Linked DNA regions of Homo sapiens: region 2 is linked to region 1. Evidence: read pairs that join two places in POLR2A ChIA-PET (ENCODE). Cell type or tissue: IMR-90. All regions are shown on one strand.

Evidence for each region. ChIA-PET counts read pairs that join two places held together with the same protein. Peaks named below come from ENCODE experiments on the same cell type or tissue, not always from the same donor. Only the 100,000 strongest peaks of a DNase experiment are listed, where the experiment ranks them.
Region 2: POLR2A ChIA-PET joins it to region 1 with 12 read pairs; 2 of 35 experiments call an interaction of 5 or more read pairs at or near these places.

The regions. Positions count from the first base shown.
Region 1 is chr6:129,339,684-129,342,183 of GRCh38, reverse strand. The region is part of intron 29 of LAMA2 (laminin subunit alpha 2); the gene reads right to left. Among named protein-coding and RNA genes, the nearest start is that of ARHGAP18, 370 kb to the left of the region's middle. In IMR-90, no CTCF peak of the experiment used is centred here; a DNase peak (open chromatin) is centred at 1,013; H3K27ac peaks cover 614 bases.
Region 2 is chr6:128,791,779-128,794,278 of GRCh38, reverse strand. No RefSeq gene overlaps it. Among named protein-coding and RNA genes, the nearest start is that of LAMA2, 90 kb to the left of the region's middle. In IMR-90, no CTCF peak of the experiment used is centred here; no DNase peak of the experiment used is centred here.

The DNA.
Region 1 (2,500 bases):
TCTTTGATATAAATATTTTTAAAGGAACTCTTTGATTTGAGAAACTAATACTGTGCTATCGTAGCTACACTGACAATAAGAGTTGCTATTCTCTTTTCCCTGAATCAATCTCTATGTAAATTTTTCTCCTACTCTAAATTGGGGAATAGACTTCGAGTCTCTAAAATTTATTATTTCTTCTAGGCATTTATGTTTCTTCATATCCCAGGTTTTAGCTCTATGAGATGTTAGAAAAAGGTGCTACAAATACTGTGGCCTTGGCACATGCCCACTAGTGGGCTTTCTGAAACCACCTCAAGGTGGAAAGCATAGATGTAGGTGGTTCTTCATAAATACAGAGGAGTCAATCTAAAACTAGCAATCTCAGATCGATATCTTCTTTCTTATGCTTGCATAATAAGAGACATTGGGGTGATACCCTTTAACACCTTTCCACAAAGAAATGAGAATAGCTTCAGAATAGTGTGCAAATAGCTTCAAATTAAAATTTTCATGAAGCAGAATTATATTTAACACAATAATCAATTATGCAATAAGGAGTTAGGAAGAGCTACATGGAATGCACTGAAACAGGCAATGAAAGAACATCCTACCTTCTAGAAATTTACTTAGACTTTGGGAAAATAATAATTTAAAAAAACCACCTGACAAAAAATAAACATGGCAGCAAGAATGCAACATTGAATGTTATCTTGTGGGAATGCGATCCTTGCATTTGAGAGTTGAGAAAAAGGAAGAAGGGAATTTGGAATTGAATTTTAGCTGGATTTTATAAGACAGGATTTGGAGTGGTCAAAATAGTGACTTACATCTTATAAACAATATCGAAAGAAAAGTTGAGAAACAAAAAAGTCAGTTACAAACTAGATGGACATGTTAGTGAATTGACTTCCTGATAATCTCAGCTGGAGCCACGAAGCCGCCAGCTTGAACTTGGATGATATCCCATAGACTGGGCTCTGCTTCATTTAGTCAATCAAGAAGAATGTATTTATGTTTCATGTGTCTTCTAATGGCCAGACAATTGTTGGTAGGGAATGTGTGGCAATTCACAACAAACAATAGCTGACGTCATTTCCACCACAGATATTGCCATGGAATTAATGTTTGTTTAAAACTTCTATTAACTCTTTTTGAGAGTTTATGCTATTTCTTGCAGTGAAACTATGACATTGCCACAGTGAATTTTAGATCATTTATTTTTTACATTTTTGGTGTTATATTTGAAATTATATTGTGACATTTACAGATTTTATAACAATGTGAAATGAATCTGGTTTTCCAATATGACAAGGTACAAGTCTTTTCTTTTCTTTTCTTTTCTTTTTCTCTTTTTTTTTTTTTTTTTTTTTTGAGACAGAGCTCTGTCGCCCAGGCTGGAGTGCAGTGGCACCATCTTGGCTCACTGCAACCTCTGCCTCCTGAATAAAGGGATTCTCCTGCCTCACCTTCCCGAGTAGCTGGTACTACAGGCACATACCACCACGCCAGGCTAATTTTTTGTATTTTTAGTAGAGATGGGGTTTCACCATGTTGGCCAGGCTGGTCTTGAACTCCTGACCTCAGGTGATCCACCCACCTCAGCCTCCCAACGTGCCCAGCCAATCTCAAATCTTCTACTTCTACACCTTACCCTACTTTAAGAGATAAGAAAGCTCTAATTTGGATGCTCCCTTGGTTTCCTGGCAAACAATTCAGTATATTGCCACATTATTTTCCATCCCTTTGACATTTGTTTCCGTCCTTTGTCTGAAGCTACTCCACTCCTAAATTGGTTTCCTTTCCTCCTGCCTCCCCATTTTCTCCACCATCTTTATTCCCTCCTTTGCAGGCTCATTCTCATTAATATTTGAAATTGGTCAAGCCTTTCCTGTCTTAAAAAAAAAATCTGTGAGGTCTCAAATTGCTTGACAATTTCTATCCTATTTTCGATAAGCTTTTAAAAAGACATTGTTTACATTCCTGGTCTCTACTTCTTCATCTCCCATTCTCCCTTTAAACAGGCTTCTGGTTTCACCATTAAACATAATACCAGGATGACCCATAAGATCTTTGTTGCTAAAGCAAAACTTACAATCATCAGGCCTCATATGTAGGTTTTCTGTAGCCATTGATAGATATTTCTGGATACTCTCTTCCCATGGTTTCTTTCTTTCTTTTTCTTTCTTTCTTTTTTTTTTTTTTGAGACAGTCTCGCTCTGTAGTCAGGCTGGAGTGCAGTGGCACCATCTCAGCTCACTGCAACCTCTGCCTCCCAGGTTCAAGCGATTCTCCTGCCTCAGCCTCCTGAGTAGCTGAGATTACAGGCATGCGTAACCATGCCCAGTTAATTTTCGTATTTTCAGTAAAGACGGGGTTTCACCATGCTGGCCAGGATCGTCTCCATCTCTTGACCCCGTGATCTGCCTGCCCTGGCCTCCCAAAGTGTTGGGATTACAGGCGGGAGCTGCCGTGCCCAGCCCCCATGGCTTCTTTAAGAGTAAGCCAGTTGATGTTTCTC
Region 2 (2,500 bases), 550 kb after region 1:
ACTGCAAACTCTGCCTCCCAGGTTCCAGCTATTCTCCTCCCTCAGCCCTCCCGAATAGCTGGGATTACAGGCACATGCCACCATGCCTGGCTCATCCCGGGTTCCAGCTATTCTCTTCCCTCAGCCTCCTGGGTAGCTGGAATTACAGGCATGTGCCACCATGCCCTGCTCATTTTTGTATTTTTAGTAGAGACAGGGTTTCACCATGTTGGCCAGGCTGGTCTCAAGTTCCTTACCTCAGGTGATCCACGCATCTCAGCCTCCCAAAGTGCTGGGATTACAGGCGTGAGCCACTGTACTGGCCAGTTTTAGATTTTACATTTAAGTCTTTAATCCATTTTGAGTTAATGTTTGTATGAGTTAATTGAGTTAATTTAAAATCTTCTGCATATGGCTACCCAGTTATCTCAGCACCATTTATTGAAGAGGAAATCCTTTCCTTATTGCTTGTTTTTGCCAAGTTTGTTGAAGATCAGACAGTTGTAGGTATGTAGTCTTATTTCTGGGTTCTCCATTCTATTCCATTGGTCTATATGTTTGTTTTATATCAGTACCATGCTGTTTTGATTACAGTAGCCCTGTAGTATAGTTTGAAGTCGAGTAGTATAATGCCTCCAGCTTTGTTCTTTTTGCTTAGGATTGCCTTGGCTATTTGGGCTCTTTTTTTTTTTTTTTTTTTTTTTTTTTTGGTTTCACGTAAATTTTAAAATAGTTTCTTCTAGATCTGTAAAGAATCTCGGTGGTAGTTTAATAGGAATAGCATTGAATCTATAAATTGCTTTGGGAAGTATGGCCATTTTAATGGTATTGATTCTTCCTATCAAAGGTTTTTCCATTTGTTTGTGTCACCTCTGATTTCTTTGAGCAGTGGTTTGTAGTTCTCCTTGTAGAGATCTTTTGCCTCGCTAGTTAGCTGTTTTTCTAGGTATTTTATTCTTTTTGTGGCAATTGTGAATGGGAGTTCATTTCTGATTTGAGCCATTCATTCATGGCTCTTGGTTTGACTCTTGTTAGTGTATAGCAGGGCTAGGGATTTTTGCACATTGATTTTGTATACTGAGACTTTGCTGAAGTTGTTCATCAGCTTAAGAAGCTTTTGGGCTGAGTTGATGGGGTTTACTAGATATAGGATTATGTTGTCTGCAAACAGGTATAGTTTGACTTCTTCTCTTCCTATTTGGATGTCCTTTATCTCTTTCTCTTGCCTGATTGCCCTGGCCAGGCAAGAGAAAGAAATAAAGGCATCCAAATAGGAAGAGAATACTATATGAATATACGTGGTGAGAGAGGGCATCCTTGTCTTGCGCCAGTTTTCATGAGGAATGCTTCCAGCTTTTGCCCATTGATTATGATGTTTGCTGTGGCTTTGTTGTATGTGGCTCTTACTATTTTGAGGTATGTCCCTTCAATACCTAGTGTACTGAGAGTCTTTAACATAAATATATGTTGAATTTTATTGAAAGCATTTTCTTCATCTATTGATATAATCATATGGTTTTTGCCTTTAGTAACTGTAGAAACAGGCATAATTGTACTTGTACTTAAGAATAAATGATCAAGTTGATGTGTCAAATTTGACACCAAGTTTGACAATTTTTATGAAGAGGAAAAATTTCTTCTAAGATATAAACAATCAAAGTTCACTCAAGAAAAAATAGAAAACATAAATACCCCTAAATTTACTAAAGAAATGTAATGTATATTCAATTCACTTTACCACAAAAAAATTTAGAACCAAGAGTTTACAATTGAATCTTATCAAGCACTTTGAGAAAAAGAAAATATCAATAAGTGAAAACAATTTCAGAAAATACACTGCCTAAATGATTTTATGAAACCAACATTACCCTGATATGAAAAAGAGCCAAATTATTTAAAAGGAGAGAGAGAGAGAGAAAGGAAGGAAGGAAGGAAAGAAGAAAGCTATACATTAATATCCAACTGGAAAACAGATGAAAAACTTAGATAAAATTAGCAATGTTAGACAAATCAATTCTAGTAATATAGAGAAATATAATACAACAATGAAAAAGTGAAAAATGTAGTGATTATCTCAGGAATTCAATGTTGGTTTAATACCTGAAAATCAAGCCATATACTGCACCATATTGACAAAATAAAACCGTTAAGTTATATGAACATCCCAGTAGGTGCAGAAAAACAGTTAGCAAAATTTATTATCCATCCATATTAAAAATTCTGAGCAAACTAGAAATTCAGGGAAATTTCCTCAAACAGATAAGGCATCTATGAAAAACCTGTAGTGACATAATACTTAATGAGGAAAAACTGAATGTTTTCACTATATATCAGGAGCTATGAGGGAATATACTCTTCTACTCAAATTGTACTGAAAATTTTAGCCAATGCAATAAGGTGAGAAAAATAAATAAAATGCATCCTCATGGATAAGGAGGAAATATAGCTGTCTTTGTTCCCAGATGACATGATCATTCACATGGAATATGGTAAGAAATATACAAAGTGATTCTGAGAAATG